Linked DNA regions of Homo sapiens: region 1 is linked to region 2. A link is a contact called in ENCODE Hi-C data. All regions are on one chromosome and are shown on one strand. The core of a region is the stretch at or near the end of the contact, and the rest is flanking DNA. Distances in the headings are between cores, read along the strand shown. Region 1 holds the start of ZNF345 (zinc finger protein 345). Region 2 holds the start of ZNF226 (zinc finger protein 226).

Evidence for each region. Hi-C counts contacts between places; a loop is a spot of excess contacts on that map. Pooled maps may share reads with other maps.
Region 1: a loop to region 2 is called in a pooled map, with 9 times the contacts of the local background. The contact joins the promoter of ZNF345 here to the promoter of ZNF226 in region 2. A Hi-C loop is called at or near these places in 5 of 50 pooled maps.

The regions. Positions count from the first base shown.
Region 1 is chr19:36,849,569-36,853,295 of GRCh38, forward strand. It overlaps ZNF345 (zinc finger protein 345), which reads left to right and starts at 1,308. Exons shown (of 3, transcript NM_001242472.2): 1 at 1,308-1,400; 2 at 2,262-2,336. It also overlaps a transcript of ZNF790 not described here. RefSeq lists an enhancer at 831-1,070.
Region 2 is chr19:44,162,565-44,166,464 of GRCh38, forward strand. It overlaps ZNF226 (zinc finger protein 226), which reads left to right and starts at 2,536. Exons shown (of 6, transcript NM_001032373.2): 1 at 2,536-2,578; 2 at 3,193-3,243. RefSeq lists enhancers at 2,228-2,377, 2,438-2,557.

The sequences.
Region 1 (3,727 bases), core at 58-2,557, 7.3 Mb before region 2:
TGTCTGAATGTTAAATGTTTACATAAAAAATGCTATTTTATTATATCAGTAATGGAGCTTCCCCCCTTTAAAACTGCTGCACCAGGAAGATACAACCTTGTTATCACAATTTAAAGAGAAAATGAGACTTGGAGGTTCAGATTCCTCCACAGTCATAGTATCAGCTACCCACGCAGTGACCCACATTCAGGTGATTACACACACTCATACACAGATCCATACACGATCTTGCCCCCCCCACCTCCACACACTCAATATGACCTCCCCACGCCCAAAGCTGCACACATCTTGACCTCACTTCTCTCACACACACACCAATCTGACCCGCACGCGGTTTCTTTCACTCAACTACCCAGACACCCCTCATCCCACCAGCACAAGCAGGCCCACCGCGGTCTCACACACACTCGAGCCTTCCTTTGCCCAGTCTCACATGCATGACTGGGATCGCGGATTTGTCCCCTTCCGACTCCCCATGCTGGTTCGGTCCCAGACGCTCAGGTGCCACATTGGGGTGCGCTCTCCCGGCTCCTCCACACGCTACGCAGCTGCCCGCCTCAAGAGCGTCTGCGTGCTTCCAGCGTTAAGTGGAATTCCAAGCAGCCTCCGGGGCACAGTTAGTCTGGTCACTGCGGCCAGACTGCCGCCTCAGGACCCAGAGAACGCAGCACACTTTAGTTGGGCCCATCTATCCCCGGCGAGGCTTGGACTACGTTTCCCAGGAGACCCTGCGGTCCAGTATGTCTCCCGAGGAGGGGCGGAAGCCCGGGAGCCGCCCTCTGAGGCTGGGCGGGGTGAAAGAAAGCTTGCCCCAGAGGACTTAAACAGGCAAGAAGGACTTGGTTAAAGACTATTGCAATAGTCAACTTCCAATACAACAGCAGCTGGAGATTTATAGCTAACGGGCTGGGTGAAGGAGTTAAAGGATGCTAAATTACTAAGAGGAAGTTAAGTATCAAGAGTGGGGGGATTGTTACTAAACTGGCTTAGCTGGATTCTTGCTGAAGTGCTGTTCGCAGGCTATGGAGGAGGCCTGGCCAAGCAAAAAGGGCTCAGAGGAGCCTGACTAAAGCTTGGTCTAGGGACTCCTTGTCAGGTGAGACTCCCGGAAGGCTCCGATGGGCAGCTCACCTCAAAGAGATAGTTTTGTTGGTGCCAGAGTCCGCGCCAGGGGAATCGGGATGGCTGGGCTGTAGCTTTCGGCAACCTGTCGCTTTCTGGACTACACTTCCCAGAAGCCTCTAGGCCCAGGGCACTCTCCCGCGATAACTAGATTGTCTCTTGAGGAGTGGGCGGGATCTTCCCGCGGATTTGGGCAAGCGGCCTTGGGGCTTTGTGAGATAGCTAGGGTCGACTTGTGTGGATTCTAGTAGAACGGAGCTGACCCTATCCGAACAGGCGTAAGTGAGGCGGCTCGGAGCCTGGCGCGACAGGAACTCCCGACCTGTGTGGGCTGCGTGGGGAACAGGCTAAGGAGCGATTGTGAGGAGTGTGTACGGTTGTGACTGGGGGCGTGTGTCTGTGCGACCGTGTATGGAACTGTGAGGGCGGGGAGGAGGACTTTTTGTTTATGTTTGTGCGGGTGTGAGTAGAGTTTAATTGTGACCGGGTTGGGCACTGTGTTTGCGAGTGTGAGGTTCCTGGACCGCGGTTGTGACTGTATGTCCCCTTGGGGTGTGTGTGTGTGTGTTTACTACCATTTGCCGAACTGTGTGTAGTATGCCTTAATTTTGAGGTTTGTGGCTGCTTCCGTGTGTGTGTGTGCGCGCGCGTTGGTGATATTGTTGATGGAGGGTGCGTGTGAATTTGTTGTCATTGTGACCCCAAGGTGTATGTCACTGGGAATTTGAGAGATGCCCACGGACTCTGTGGTTGTGTCCGTGTCTACCCCCGTGGTGTGTATGAGTGTGTGATTGTGTGTTGTGTTTAGGTTTGGGGTGCCTGTGACGTTTATGTCCCTGCGGTGTGAGTGAGTTTGTGTGACTATGTGTCCGTATAGCCAATGTAGGTATGGGGAGTCTTTGTCTTTGTGACTTCAGCCATTGGAGACCCCTGTGAGCTCAGGGACAGGTTCTGCCCAGAACGGCATTGACCCTACCGTTGTCTGTGATGCCCGGATTAAGCAGGATGCCCTAGACTTCTCTGACCTTCCTCTGTAGGTGATGGGCAGTAGGGGCTGAGCAAAGATAACTTCTGACATAGTCAAACCAACTCCCTCTCAGAAGAACCTGATGTTTCCTGACTGCTTTCTCCTTCCTCAGCCCTGCCCTGCTTGGATAGAGGCCTCCGAACAGGAGTAAAGAATGGCTGTTGAACATCCACAAGGCACCTGCAAGGTAGCTTGTCCTGTCCTCTTGTTTAAGAAAAATCCCTTTTTCTTTGTCAGGACATAGTTGCTTTCCTTCTCTTGAAAATTCTTGCCTATGAGATGACCTGATCCCTGGAGTTTCCATTTTGAGAAAATGTGGTGTCTTCAAACCCCACCTCCCACACCTGATTTTCCCTTACTGATTTGTCAGATGGTTTTAATTTTTCTTTTTCTTTTTTTTTTCTTTCTTTCTTTTTTTTTTTTTTTTTTTGAGACAGAATTACAGGCGTGAGCTGCTGTGCCCGGCCTTATCCTTCTACTCTTGATGGACATTTGTCTTGTAATTTTTGGCTACTACAGGCAGTGTGACTATGATCATTTTGTGCGCATATTTTGGTACACATTTGCTTGCATTTCTTTAGAATATATACCTAGTGATTAAATTGCTGATAGTGGCTGGATGCAGTGGCTCATGCCTGTAATCCCAGCACTTTGGGGGGCCAAGGCGGGCGGATCACGAGGTCAAGAGATCAAGATCATCCTGGCCAACATGAGGAAACCCCGTCTCTACTAAAAACACAAAAATTAGCTGGGCGTGGTGGCACGCGCCTGTAGTCCCAGCTACTTGGGAGGCTGAGGAGAATCGCTTGAACCCGGGAGGCAGAGGTTGCAGTGAGCCAAGATTGTGCCACTGCCCTCCAGCCTGGTGACAGAGTGAGACTCCATCTCAAAAAAAAAAAAAAAAAGTGCTAATAGGTAGGGTTTGTACATCTTCAGTTTTACCAAACATTGCCAAACTGTTCTCTAAAGATACTGTACTTATGCCAGCAGTTTACAAGAGTTTTCTTAGCTCCACATCCATGCTAGACATCATAAAACTCTTAAATTTTTGCCAATCTGGTGGGTGTCTAATGTTATATTTAATTTAAATTTCCTTTATTGCTAATAAAGTTGAGCATTGATTCTTGGCCATTTGAATGTCCCCTTTTTTGTTTTTTTTGTTTTTTTTTTTTGAGACTGAGTCTCTATTGCCCAGGCTGGAGTGCAGTTGAATGTCCCCTTTTATAAGGTGTTGTTCAAATATTTGACCAATTTTTAATTGGGTTTTTCTCTGATTTACGGCAGTTGTACATATGTGTATATATCTTCTGTAAATTAATCTTTTTTCAGTTGTATGTGTGATAAGTATTTTCACCTGCTCTGGTTTGACTTTTCACTCTATGTGGTGCCTTTTGACAAATAGAAGTTCTGGATTTCATTGTAATAAAATCATTTCCTATGGTTAGTCTTGTTTAAGAAATTTTTGTCTACCTCAAGATAATGAAGATTTTCTTTGGTCTTAAAGCCAAAAGCTTGCTTTCTTTCTTTCTTTTTTTTTTTTTTTTTTTTGACTCGAAGTTTCGCTCTTATTGCCCAGGC
Region 2 (3,900 bases), core at 1,286-3,785:
CAAGTCAGTTGAGCAAAGGGAAAATGTGCATGGGATGAAGTCCAGAAGAAATCAGGTACAGGCTTCCAATAATCCACTCCCTGTAGAATCATTCATGATGTACTGTTTTTTCAGCATTGAAACATGTGAAATGTCTACCCAGTAAGCTCAATGGAGACTTAGTGCCCTAGGCACTACGTTGTGTTTTGTTTTGGAACTGGTCACATAGGCCAGCTTGGGCCAAAATTCTAGATTCCCAGAAGGAATTCAGCATAAATCACATTATACAAATAGCCGGGGCATGGTGAGCCACTCTCATCAGAGAATTGTGGAAATCCTCCTGAAATTCAAGTTCCCAGATACCAGTCAAGGGCTAACCTTATATCTTGCGCTGCTATAACAGAATACCACAGATTAGGTAATTTATAAACAATATAAATTTATCTGTCATAGTGCTTGAGGCTGGGAAGTCCAAGGTCAAGATGCTGGCAGGTTTAACATCTGGTGAGGGCTGCTGCTGTCTGCTTCCAATATGGCATCCAGTTGCTGCATCCTCTGGAGGAGACAGATGCTATGTCCTCATATGGTGGAAGTGATGAAAAAGCAAGAAGGGATTAAGTTTTAACAAGGGAACACCATCAAACTATAGCATGTTGCAAGCAGGCCTTTTAAGTACAACAGTCTCAGGCCTATGTTAACTCTTTTCTGAACAAAGGGCTTCAGAAATCCAGTACCTATATTCTTTTCTTTCTTTTTCTTTCTTTGTATCACCAGATACCACATTAGGTCATCTTCCTTCAAGGTAATTTGTAACCAAAACCAGTAGACTAAACCAAATAATTTCTTGCCCCTCTGCCCCATAACTGATAAGACTGTAGGTACAGTCTACATCTACCCTCCTCATGACCAGAGTTTTCAGGTTAGTCACAAGACAGCTGTAGAAGCTGGGAGCTATCTGGCTTTGTTTTTGGTTGGTTGTTGTTTGTTCACAGTCAAGAGGAGAGAACTGTTTCATTTGTAATATTGTATAGTTCATGTCTCCCAAAATGCATGGCTACTCTAACTCCCATTCACACACAAGATTAATTCCTTAGCTCTTACCTAGTATGCCCAGCCCTTGTGGGATCATTCAGTTTTTTCATCTGTGGGCCTAACTTGCCTGTTCATCTTTGGCCGTTGGGATTTCCCTGTCTTAGCTTTGAGTTTAGCTACATTTTAACGCTTTAGGGGATATTGTCACATAACATTTTTCTATCTTTGAAAAGATCCACAATATTATGTAATGATTACCACTATCTAATCCTAGAACTCTTTCATCTGCTCCCAAAAGAAATCCCCTACATGAGCTGGGTGTGGTGGTGCATGCCTGTAGTCTCAACTACCCAGGGGGCTGAGGCGGGAGGATCACTTGAGCCCAAGAATTTAAGGCTGCAGTGTGCTATGATCATGCCTGTGAATAGCCACTGTACTCCATTCTGGGAAACATAACAAGACGCTGTCTCTAAAAAAGTAAGAAAAAAAAAACCCTACATATTGACAGTCACTCCCCATTCCCAACTACATCTCCCCAGCCTTGGAGACAACTAATTTACTTTCTGTCTCTATGGACTTGCCTATTCTGCACATTTGATATAAATGGAATCATACCATATATGGTATCTTGTGTCTGGCTTCTTTCATTGGACATAATGTCTTCAGAGTTCATCTATGTTATAACATGAATCAATATTTTGTTCATTCACATTACTAAATAATATTGCATTATATGGCTAGACCACATTTTGTTTATCCACTCATCAGCTGATGGACATTGGGTCTTCTCCACTTTTTGACTATTATGACTAATGCTGCTATGAACTTTTTTAGAACAAGTTTTTGTGTGGATATCTTTCAGTTCTCCTGGGTATTTACTTAGGAGTGAAATTGCTGGCACATAAGCCCCAGATCGGGTGCCAGCAGATTCAGTGTCTGGTGAGGTCCCGCTTTCTAAGTCATACATGGTCCTTCTGGCTGTGTCCTCACATAACTAAAGAGGCAAAGGAGCTCCCTCAGGCCACTTATAAGAGAGCATTAATCCTATTCATGAGGGCATTGCCCTCTTGATCTGATCACGTCCCATAGGTTCCACCTCCTAATATCTTCTTGGGAGTTAGGATTTAAACATACGAATTTGGTGGGGGCCATAAACACTCAGACCATAATAATACCTAAAGAGAAGTGAGGGATTCTGGGAAATGAAAACCAGGAGCTCAAGGTAGTTGGACACTTCCACATCAGAAGGCTTGGACATTCCGGAAGTGTAGTCCAGGAGGGCGGTACTGTTCTGTTTTTCCCCCAACTCCAGCATTCTGTGATATGTAGTCCGGAGTTCCGTGTAGTCGCGCATAGCTCAGCTGCAGTAAGGCTGTAAATGTTTCCCCTGCGGAATCCTGGGAACTGTAGGTCCAATCGTTCTAGGTAGTTGTAGGCACTTCCGGCTCGAGGAAGGCAGTGCTGTGGAATTCTGGGAAGCGTAGTCCAGGTCCTCCTGATACTCGCAGGCACTTCCGCCCAGGAAGACGACGTAGCAGCCATCTTTTCCCTGGCTTTGGTGATTCAGGTCAGCTTCTCAGGAACCTTTCAAACTTCCCCGAAATGCACTTGTGGTCAGCAGCTAGCGGTCTTTTGTTTGGGGAAAAAAAGGAGTAGCGGCTAAGAGCGGAGGTTTGAGGGGCCAGGATGCTGTTTTGCGTTTCCCTGGGCGGAGCTTGTTAGAATTGGGGGCGTACTGGCTTCGGGCGGCTGGGGTGATGCTTCGTCGGGTTTGAAGGTCTCTCGGGCTGTTCGCTCCCTCATTGTGACTCCCCCACCTAATGAGCCAGCCCTACCACTTCATACAGTATCACATTGAGCGAGTTAGTTAATCCCCGTGCCTTCGTTTGCTGTTCTGAAGGAAAATAAAAGCAAAAACTTCCTAATAGAATGTTTTGAGAGAAAACGAGGTAATACAAAAAGTGTAAAACTGCCTGGCACGTGAATTACCAATACTACTGTAATTTTCCTAGAAACTCCCGTTCTGTGGCGAAATTCTGTGAGTCCATGAAGCTGGATTGTCCCTGACCTCTTTTGAGGAAGGAGAGGGTTGCTTCTAACTGGTCCTGGGAGATGCCACTGTGATGTATCCGGGATGAAGACACAATCCTGGTTACTTCATAGCCTGTTTTTCTTCCCCAGCCCTGACTTCTCAAAAAGCACTGCACAGAGGAGGAGGCAGCAGAACCCCATGTGAGTAAGACTTGTTGTTATTCTTGTTTTATTCACATAAATCAGAGAATGTGTGGGGTCATGTATTTGGGCATGAGAAGTGATTATAATTTAGCGTTAGTTGCTAAGTTCCATTCTAAGGGGTTTATACAAATGAACACCTTTCCACTATACAGTGGCTCTGTGAAGTGATACTCTTTTTCCGAGGAGACTGAGACATAAGAACATAACTTGTTTGCTCATAGCCACCTAGCTAGTAGGAGGCAGAGCTAGCATTGAAACCGAGGCAGTCTGAGTCTAGACCTGAGTCTTCTTTGGTATGTTCTGCATGAGCCATAGGCAGCTGGCTAGTATCATGTGAAAATAGGTTGGGACTTCACTGTGGGGACTTTGCTCAAGGTCTGGGCTATTCTATGACTTTTAAAAAATAGTGGCTGGGCACAGTGGCTGACGCCTGTAATCCCAGCACTTTGGGAGTCTGAGGCGGGCAGATCACTTGAGGCCAGGAGTTTGAGACCAGTCTGGCCAACATGGCGAAACCCCATCTCTACTAAAAATACAAAAATTAGCCAGGCGTGGTGGCCAACACCTGTAATCCCAGGAGTTTGGGAAGCTGGGGCAGGAGAATCGCTTGAACCCAGGAGGCGAGGCTGCAGTAAGCTGAGATCACACCGGTGC